2 separate regions of the Homo sapiens genome follow, and region 2 is linked to region 1. The links are chromatin loops, found by intact Hi-C in ENCODE. Cell type or tissue: dorsolateral prefrontal cortex. All regions are shown on one strand. Links, peaks and the distances in the headings refer to the core of each region. The heading gives the core; the rest is flanking DNA.

Region 1 (5,381 bases), core at 111-5,110:
TATTCCCACTTGCTTCCCTTGTTCATCATTTCTCTCCTTTCTATACCCTTATCACTTTCCATCTGTTTTCAAAACAAGCAAAGGTGCTCCCAGGTGTCATCACCTAGGACTTCTAATTAAGTGCCCTTTGAGGAATTAATACGATGAGTTGTAGGAGTTAATATGATGATCTGTACAGAGCTCCGTGGTTGTCTATTTTCCTGGTCCCCATCTCTGCAGTAGATCATTACAGAAATAGGCTTCAAACCACTGGGCGAACTATGGCATTAGTCAGGGGCAAGGCTAAGTGGCTGCAAGAAAGAGAATAACATTTCATACCTTAAGTACAAAGAAGTCTGTTTTTTTCTCACGTAGAAACCAGGAAATATAAACAGTTGTCACTAAGTATCTTTGGAGGATTAGTCCGAGGACCTCCCTCAAATACCAAAATCCAGGGATGCTCAATTCCGTGGTACAAAATGAAGTAGCGTTTGCATATAACCAAGGTACGCCCCCTCCCCGTATACTTTAAATCATCTATAGATTATATATACCACCTAATGCAAAGTAAATGCCATGTAAATAGTTGTTATGCTGTATTGTTTAGGGAATAATGACAAGAAAAAGATCTTGTATATGTTTAGTACAGGTGCATTTTTGTTTAATATTTTCAATCCAAGGTTAGTTGAATTCACAGATATGGAACCTCCAGACACGGAGGGCTGACTAAAGAAGCTCTTGGTTCCATGTGGCCATTCGAGGAGCAAGGCTCCTTTTCTCTTGTTTTCATGCCATCTGGAACTTTCTCTGTATGTGTCTGGTGAAGTGGGACTCCCGATGTGCCTGTGCCCCCGCTCTTGGGAGGGGCACAGCATGGAGAAGACTATGATGCTATCTGGCTTTTGCTTTGCATTGCTTTGTCTTTCTGTAAATGCAAATGAGAATATTGCTTTCTAATTAGAAAATGCAGATTGCTCTTAGTTCCATTTAATGTGCTTTGAATTCTGGCCCAATATTGTATAGTTGACCCTTGAACAATGCATGGGTTAAAGGTGCCGAACCCATAATAGTCAGAAATCCACAGGAAACTTTTGACACTCCAAAAAACTAACCACTGATAGCCTAATGTTGACAGAAAGCCTTATCAATCACATAAACAGTTGATTACCACATCTTTTATATGTTATATGTATTATGTACTAAATTCTTACAATAAAGTAAGAGAAAATGTTATTAAGAAAATCATAAGAGAAAATGTATTTCCTATTCATTACATGGAAGTGGATCTTCATAGAAGTTTTCATCCTCATGATCTTCACATTGAGTAGGCTGAGGAGGAAGAAGATGAGGGCTTGGCCTTGCTGCCTCAAGGGTGGCAGAGGCGAAAGGTGGAGGAGGTAGAAAGGGAGGCAGGAAGGACTTATTAAGTATGAATGGACTCTCTCAGTCCAAAACCATGTTGCTCAAAGGTCAACTGTAGATGAGAAAAATTGCTCCCAGGCTGATTTCCAATGTCTAGTAAGCGCGTGTCTACCATTGTGCTTCCAGAGGGAGATGAAATAAGAGCATATTCTTTGGGTTATCTGGAAAAACCTAATGCTCAGAATGCACCACCACCAAGCTCTATTTGCTTCCCTCTACCACCATCTGGAGCAGCCTGACTACTTACGGGAATTGCACCTCTCAAATATAATTTCCTGCATGGACTTCTGCCTTCAGTCCAGAGGTGGAAAATTGCAGGAAACATTGCCTTCACGCTGTCGCAGAGGAAAAACTCTGATAAGTTGTAGTATCATGGTGGTGGTGGTTGTTTTAAGCACACCAGAGAGCTGAGGACATAAAGAAATCTAAGCTAATTAATTTCTAGAAAGGTATACGATTTTTCCAGGTGAAAACAGACCCAGGAATGCTTTTATCCCTGGGGACAAAGTGAAATGAAGAGCAAACTTGCAACAGGATGACGGTTAGGACAGAAAAGCCAACATTTTAGCAAATGTTTAACATCCATGCATGATTTGTCATGATGGATTAGAAACCCAAGCAGTATTTACATAACAGTAGACATATATATCCATGGAACAAGACAGAGAGCCCATAAATAGATCCACACATAAATGGCCAATTGATTTGCAACAAAGCTATGAAAGCAATTCAATGAGGAAAAGAGCTTCTTTTCTATAAATGATGCTAGAACATTTGGATGTGTGTGTATGTGTGTATATATATATATATATATATACACACACACATATACATATATATGTGATATAAGATGCATTATGTTTATAAATAAAGATAAAACTATAAAGTCTTAAGGAAAATATAAAATATCTGCATATGCTTGGGAAAGATTTCTAAGACATGACACAAAATGCATTAACCATTTAAATAGATGATAAATTGAACATGATCACAATTAAAAATTTCTGCTTATGCAAAGCCACCACTTAAAAAAATGGAAGGACAAGTCATGTTTTGGGAGAAAATAGTCACTTCCTAAAAATCATGTTAGTGCCTAGTCTCAGGGCAAAAATGCTTTAAATTGCATGTTTCATTCTATTGCCTTCCAAATGCTAGTTCCATGATAAATCCTCATACTCATTTGTGGCAGCCTGAGTTGGAGAGCAGATGACCCTATTAGAACAACTGACAGCCTTTCCAATCCATACAATGTCTCAGTTTTTCTTCCATGTTGTTAAAAATAATCTCATAAACCAGAAAATCCAGCAGGGGGGTGTAGAATTCCAGTTTCTAGGACATTACACATTTATTTGGAAAATGAGTTTTTTCTTTATTGCTACAATTCAGGAATCCTGCTCAATATTGACCACAGAATAGACAGAACTTCTTAAATGCGTCTGTGACTGAGCAGTGATTAAGCAGCTTCTTTCTCTGAGCTGGTCAGTTTCTTTTCTGAGTTACTGTTAACAAGGGTGTTCTTGTGGCTGCTTTGTAAGCAAACATTGGTCAGACTGAAATTGATTTGAAACATTCACACCACTTGAATGAGTAACCAATATTATTACTAATGTTGATAAAAATAATTGAATGCAACTCTATTTTTATAAGCAGAAATTCTTTTCAAGGGGGAAAGTCTATTTTCTCTAAATTATTCAGAAATACCAAGGTGTTATGGACACATATTATATACTTAATAAGAAATACTAAGTATGTGTCTGTACCCTTATAAAATTAAATAAACATATGTAAAATGCTTCCAAAAAATATTTACAAAAGAGAGCATCAAATATCCTTCAGAAATACACACAATTTTCATAATAAAAGCAAGTTAGAACATTATGAGGCAATGTGGCCATATTGTTCAGAAACCAGACTGCCTATTTTTATTTTAAATTTATTTATTTATTTATTTTGAGTCAAAGTCTTGCTCTGTCACCCACTCTGGAGTGCAGTGGCGTGATCTTGGCTCACTGCAACCTCCATCTCCTGGGTTCAAGTGATTCTCCTGCCTCAGCCTCCCACATAGCTGGGACTACAGGTGTGCGCCACTTCGCCTGGTTAATTGTTTTTGTAGAGATGTGGTCTTGCTGTGTTGCCCACTCCAAGCCTTATGCTATCCTCCTGCTTTGGCCTCCCAAAGTGCTGGGATTGCAGACATAAGCCGCCATCCCTGGCCCAAACTGCCCATTTCAGAGAAATCCCTTCCTTCTTTGCCATCAGATCTGTTATATTTCTTTTTAGTCATTTATACTTCTGGATCAACAGAACTTAACTTTATGGACTTTCAACAAGAGCTGGAAAAATAATACAGGAAGCTGAACCAAGAGACAAAGTTACACGCACCTCAAGCACATGCCTGGAACCATAAGGTGCATCTTAGTCGCCCTGTGTTTGTGGTTCACACCTCTTTCCCTCTCTCTTCAAAACACACGTGTGCAAGAAGAGCAATGATGAGCTCATGGAAGAGGCAGTTGCTGCCCTATCTTTGGAATCAAAAGGCCTCCCTCAGGCTTTGCTGGGCCACTTTCCCGCCCCTGTAACCAACTGCAATCAGGCTTCCTGCACTCACTTCCCACCTCTGCCATCTGCCTGCCAGGGAGAGGGGATGTGCCTGGCCTCACATGGGAAGAAGGAAGAGGCATCTGCAGCGGAGAGGCATTTGCAAACAGACCCAGAGAGCAGGATTTGCGGACAGGAGGCCTGTGGTGAGGAAGAATCCTCCTGCCAGGCCCACAAGGCTGAGGCAGTCGGCCGCTTAAAACCCAGCTCCCCTAGACTTGAGTCAGGGTTAGGAGGGATCCTGATTCCTTGGACATCTTTAGGAGAAACATGGTATTTTTATGCTGCATTGAAACAAATAAATCTCTGTATGCCTTACAATTAATGAAGCAGATTTAAAGCATTTTCAATAGCTAGTATCACATTTTCAACTACTTTTCCCTTCGGTCCCTGGGCTGCGGCTGGGATGTGCCCTGACCTCTGTCATTCTGCCCCTTGTTTATTCCACTGTCTCCTGTAAAACTCCTAAAGGGTCTTATATGAAGGTGGGGTTTTTTTTGTTTTTTTTTTAAAACGAATTTTCGCTCTGTAGTCCAGGCTGGAGTGCGGTGGCTCAATCTCAGCTCACTGCAACCTCCGCCTCCCAGGTTTCAGCCTCCAGAGTAGCTGGGAATACAGGTGTGTTGCTTCCACACCCAGCTAATTTTTGTATTTTTAGTAGATACAGGGTTTCCCCATGTTGCCTGGGCTGATCTCGAACTCCTGGTCTCAAGTGATCCGCCTGCCTCAGCTTCCCAAAGTGCTGGGATTACAGGTGTGAGCCACTGTGCCTGGCCAGAAAGTTATTAAAACTTCTCCACATCTTGCTTTCCTCGCCTGTGAGCAACACCTTTTCATCTCACAGGGTGTGTGAGCTTCATGAGAGCGTCTTAATGGGAAGCCAGTACAGGGATGGCAGCAGGTTAATTGTGGTAATGATGAGGTCAGTTTCCCTCCTTCTGCAGGAGTCTCCTTGCAGGGGGAACATGCCTGTTCAAAGAAAGCCTTTATTTTGCTTTTTAAAAAAAAAATTATAAATTTTTTTTAATTTTTAATTTTTGTGGGCACATAGTAGGTGAATATTTATGGGGTACATGAAATATTCTGATACAGGCATGCAATGCATAATAATCACATCATGAGAAATGGTGTGTCTATCTCCTCAAGCATTTATCTCTTGTGTTGCAAACAATCCAATTATATACTCTTATAGTTATTTCAAAATGAACAATTAAATTATTAATGACTGCAGTCACCCTGTTGTGCTGTCAAATACTAGACATTATTTATACTTTCTATTTTTTGTACCCATTAACCATCCCTACCTCCCCACCAACCCTCACTCCCCTTCCCAGACTCTGGTAAACATCCTTCTATTCTCTATGCCCATGAATTCAATTGTT
Region 2 (5,381 bases), core at 238-5,237, 88 kb after region 1:
ATCTTTGGATACATGTCTATTCATGTCTGAAACTTGCATGTGTTCAACGAGTCTATTATTATTATCATTAGAGAGTTTTCACAGTGAGGCAAAAATAAGATAGATTTTTAGTTAGAATTGAAGTCAAGGTCACAGTGACACTTATGCTGAAAACTTTAGGCAAGTTATATGTCTCCGCCGGCCTACTGCACCACACATCCAACAGGACTTGTGAAGCAGCTGGTCCTTCACTCAGCAGAGCTTCGTGTGCACTGCCACTGGTAGAAGCCTTATAACCATAACAAGTGAGGCCTCCAATACTAATGGCAGAGTCAGTGGACACGCTGAAAGGAAGCTCAGCAAAGATGCAAATGTGTTCCGATTTAAAAATTTTACGGGAAGCTGATGGAAGCACGGAGTAGCCTGGCATTTGCCATTGGTTCTCTGATTTTGGAGACGGGAAAACTTCCTGCTGGCAAAGAAAATTTGCAATGATGATCCTGGTTTTGAATGGAGGCTGAATTCAGGAGATTTACCAGAACGAGAAGACGTAATCTTGAGTCTGGTTTCACCAGGTTTGTTATAAGAGGCTACAGCCAGATTCGTGTGGGCAGAAACTCCTAACTCCTTAAAAAACTGTGACACTGGCCACGCGCAGTGGCTCATGCCTGTAATCCCAACACTTTGAGAGGCCGAGGTGGGTGGATCGCCTGAGGTCGGGAGTTTGAGACCAGCCTGACCAACGTGGAGAAACCCCGTGGGAGGCGGAGCTTGCAGTGAGCCGAGATCGCGCCACTGCACTCCTGCCTGGGCTACAGAGCGAGACTCCGACTCAAAAAAAAAAAAAAAAAAAAAAAGAAAAAAGAAAAAAGAAAAAAAAGAAAAGAAATACAAAATTAGCCAGGCATGGTGGTGCATGCCTGTAATCCCAGCTACTTGGCAGGCTTAGACAGGAGAATCGCTTGAACCCAGGAGTCGGAGGTTGCAGTGAGCTGAGATTGCGCTACTGCACTCCAGCCTGGGCAGCAAGAACGAAACTCTGTCTCAAAAATAAAAAGACTGTGATGTTAATATCTTGAATATTTGTCCAGAAGGCTTTTTAAAATTTTATTTATTTATTTATTTTTTTGAGACGGAGTCTTGCTCTGTCGCCCAGGCTGGAGTGCAGTGGCGCAATCTCGGCTCACTGCAAGCTCCGCTTCCCGAGTTCACGCCATTCTCCTGCCTCAGCCTCCCGAGTAGCTGGGACTACAGTCACCCACCACCACGCCCGGCTAATTTTTGTATTTTTAGTAGAGACGGGGTTTCACCGTGTTCGCCAGGATGGTCTCGATCTCCTGACCTCATGATCCGCCCACCTCGGCCTCCCAAAGTGCTGGGATTACAGGCATGAGCCACCACGCCCGGCCCAGAAGACTTTTATAGATCTTTGCAAAGCATATGTTTGTACCTTATTTTTATCTTTTTGGTTTTTTTGAGACAGAGCCTTGCTCTGTCACCCAGACTGGAGTGCAGTGGTGCGATCTTGGCTCACTGCAACCTCCACCTCCCAGGTTCAAGCGATTCTCCTGCCTCAGCTTCCTGAGTAGCTGAGACTACAGGCACCGGCCACCACGAATGGATAATTTTTATATTTTTAGTAGAGTCGAGGTTTCACCATGTTGGCCAGGCTGGTCTGGGACTCCTGACCTCAAGTGATATACCCATCTCAGCCTCTGAAAGTGCTGGAATATCTTTATCATTTTTTTTGTAATCAATTCAGTATTTGAATAGGGATAAAATTGATTTCTGGGACTAGACTTCTCATGTATGCTATTAGCCCCTCAGCAGATAAGATCCACCTTAAAATGTCCAGACTTCCAGCTCTCTCCAGCAACAAATCAAGGTGTCAGCCAGCAGCTCGGGCCTGCCTTGAGAGTCACTGTGGGGATTAAGTGAGATGAACACCGCAGTATGGAACCAGAGGACTCCCCGTGACAACTCCGACTCAGGGAGCCTTGGTGTGGCTCGCAGAGGAGACAGGCAGTGCCCCAAGTCATGTGTCGTCGAGAAGCCTTTTCCACTTCTGGTCCCTCGTGTCCACTTAACATCCCCCTACATTAAAACACTCGGATGCATAATCGCCTGAGTAGCCTACTTAATAATAATTTGTTAATATCCTTCACAGTGTCAGGAGAAGGTTGTCTGGAGAAGTTTTATTGTATTTTAAGTTTTATATCGTTTTAGTTTAGTTCACTTCTTTTGTATCAAATACCTTAAACAAGAGTGCTTATATCTTTTTCCCCCAGCCTTCTGCAGAATTCCACATTAAACAGGATGAAGAATAGGTTGTTAGCAGACTGAGGTACTTGGGGCAACATTTCGTACACAACAGGAGGGAGAAACGACTCCAGGTGAGGAGTCTAACCAAGTTCTCTGGCTGGGCGAGTGCACGGGGGAACACTGTGGGCTTTGAGGGGGTGTGTGCCAGTCACACAGGAGCGGCATTGCTGCCCTCTTCACTGTATGCAGGCCACTGTGCTGGCACAGCCATGCTTCCCCCTGTTAGACACAATGGTGATTCTTAGGGTTGACATTGTGGCTGTATAGTTGCTGAGTTCATCTTTGTGTCTGATGGACCGAGTAATGCTGCCCCATGGAGGAGAACCATGGGTTTAATCTCTAAATCACCACCTCCACGTTGTTTTTAGAAAAACAATCAGATTTTGGTGAAACTGATGTTTGCAAGTGTGAGTGAGCCCCATGTGCTGAAGCTTCAGGAACCCCTGAGATGGCACAAGTTCTGCCGTACTGGGCAACGGATGGTCTTGAAGCACACAAGACACTGGAAGACATGAGGGCAATTGCTACACGCCAAGCCCGGTGCCAAGCACGTTGTGCAGGTTGTTTCGTTGATTCCGGGCCTGGCCTTTGAGATCTGTGGAGGATACCATGAACTGGCTGGCTCTGCATCCTGCTTGCAGGCGCTGGCAAGCTGGAACCTGCTTTTCTACGCCACACTGCAGAGGGCCCTGAATGTGATCTATGATTGCAACAAGCAGCCCTGATGCGGATCCGGAGGGCAGGGATGACGTGGGGGCTGCCTTTCTGGTTGACCTGCTGGTAAGCATGGCCTCATGGATCTATCACCAACAGCACCCAGTCACTTGGGGAGGCCGAGTGGCAGGGCTGGGGCATCCATCAGGGTTTGATTTTGCTTATGTGGACCGGCAGGTGCAGCACAGCTGCATTTTAGTGCAGGGCTTCCTGATCCTGCTGCACAGCTAACACCGTTCTTCCCGAAGGCAGCAGCTCCCCCACGGGGCTGTTTCCCCAGTTCTGGGCATCAGTCCCAGAGGCAAAGACGGGAGCCATCCACTCTGACTCTGCCAACAATTCTGTGAGCACCCAGTTCTCTGTATGAAATTCCTTTCTGCTTTAGATAATTAAAATAACTTTTCTTCCCCTGCAACTGAACTGAGTGATAAGCATGGGAATTATTATTTTGATTCATAAATGAGGCAACTGGGGCTCAGTAAGGTTAAGAGCAAATGATGACTAAGAGTCAGAGGATGGGCGGGGTGTGGTGGCTCACGCCTGTAATCCCAGCGCTTTGGGAGGCCAAGGCGGGCAGATCACGAGGTCAGGAGATAGAGACAATCCTGGCTAACGCGGTGAAACCCTGTCTCTACCAAAAACACAAAAAAATTAGGAAGCAGAACAGGAGCACCATACTGGTTGGGAGAGAAGTTTTGATATACATTTAATATGAGTTCCAGAGGTGAAAGTAAAAAGAGAGGATGATAATGTTTGAAGAAGTGAGAGTTATCCTTCTTCCAGAATTCATTAAAGATATTGTTCCTTATTCAGGAAGTACTAGTACTGAGAAGGACTCATTTGTAAACTAAAACGCACCAAGGTATCGATCACCAAAGACAAAGAACCGAACCTAAAGCAGGTTACTTTAAAATAGAAGAAACAATTAGACTCACAGCAGGCTTCTCAACTTGAACTGTAGAGCTGGGATCAGCAAACTACAACCCATGGTCTGGATGGCTGCCTGTGCAAATACAGTTTTATTGGCACAGATACGCCCACTTATGCACATGTCTTTATGGCCACCTCCACTCTTCAATAGCATTGTTGAGTACCTGTGATGGAAACCACATGGTCTGCATGTGGTTGATTCTTAAACAAGCCCTCTGTTTCAGAAAATGTTTGCTGACCCCTGGTATGGAGAACAGAATTCAGTGAAATAATATATTTAAAACACTGAGAGAAAATTGCTGACACCTAGAATTCTATACATACTTGAACTTTTTTTTTTTTTTCAGAGGAGGAGGTAAAATAAAAATATTTCAAAAAACAAAAAATTTAGAAAGTTTACCTTCCTTTTTTTTTTTTTTTTTGAAATAAGGGTTAAACTATTTACTTCAGTGGAGGAAATAAAACCCAAATCAAAGGCAGGTACTACAACAAGAAGGGAGCAAAATTTGCTAAATTTATAGGTAAATCTGAAAAAAAGACATTTGTCTTAAAGAATATTAGTAATGATAAAAATGACCAATATTGAGGTCATAAATAAAGATGAAACAAAAATGCTAAGTGACAATAACACGTAAGCTTGTGAGGGTAAGTGGCGATCAGAGCTTGGAATTCAAAACCACTTTTTTATTTTATTGGGAGGAGGGTGGAGACAATGGCTAACTTTATACTTTGTTGTATGAACTGTGTGCATGTTTCCATTTTAAGAGTAGCCTCTAACACAATAAAAATAGAATTGTGTATTGGAGAGGTAAGGCTGAGTGACAGTCAAATCCACAATCTCTAGCCTCCATGTGCACTTTATTCATTATTCACATAAATTCCACTGTAGATTGGGCAATTCCCCAAGGCAGCTGCCCTGCCTGCTGTGCCCCAGCCAATCCTGGGGGCTTTGATGGATTGCGCACACAGGCCATGTTGACATGGCTTCCCCACTCTACACCAAGAGGGAGGGCCAGGCATGGGAGCTCACAGCCACTCTTCTACCTTAGCCTGAGAAATGACATCCAATGGATAACCTCCCTGCAGGGACTCACAGTGCAGTCTAGGGGTACATGGAAAACGTTTGGTGAAAATTCCATCACTGTTGCAACCCATTTTTATGGCTGCCAAATACCCCTTTGTTCCCATATATATCCCAAGGAAGATAGCTCACAAGTCCTCTCGAGTTTTCATGTTCAGTTCAGAGTTCAAGATCTCTTGACCCTATAAATTCCACTATAGGAGGATCGTTAGTCCTTTAGGTGCTGAATCAGCTCAGCTTCCTTGACTGTTTGGAAACTGTGGATCTTCCAACTCAACACACATTGTCCAATTCACACACAAAGTGGAGAATTCACACTGGCCAGAAGTAGTCACCTGGCCTTACCCAGCAACAA

What was found. A loop is a pair of places that touch in the nucleus more often than their neighbours do. Peaks named below come from ENCODE experiments on the same cell type or tissue, not always from the same donor. Only the 100,000 strongest peaks of a DNase experiment are listed, where the experiment ranks them.
Region 2: a loop joins it to region 1, with 2.0 times the contacts of the local background. A loop is called at or near these places in 2 of 110 quality-filtered maps.

The regions. Positions count from the first base shown.
Region 1 is chr15:26,034,858-26,040,238 of GRCh38, forward strand. All of the region lies in intron 2 of LINC02346 (long intergenic non-protein coding RNA 2346), which reads left to right. Among named protein-coding and RNA genes, the nearest start is that of TRE-TTC2-2, 45 kb to the right of the region's middle. In dorsolateral prefrontal cortex, for the core only: a CTCF peak has its summit at 2,726; no DNase peak of the experiment used is centred there.
Region 2 is chr15:26,122,942-26,128,322 of GRCh38, forward strand. It overlaps LINC00929 (long intergenic non-protein coding RNA 929), which reads left to right. Exons shown (of 6, transcript NR_038852.1): 3 at 2,268-2,372. The region is part of intron 3 of LOC105370739 (a long non-coding RNA gene); the gene reads right to left. Among named protein-coding and RNA genes, the nearest start is that of LINC00929, 9.8 kb to the left of the region's middle. RefSeq lists an enhancer at 3,201-3,893. In dorsolateral prefrontal cortex, for the core only: a CTCF peak has its summit at 3,303; a DNase peak (open chromatin) is centred at 3,280; H3K27ac peaks cover 478 bases.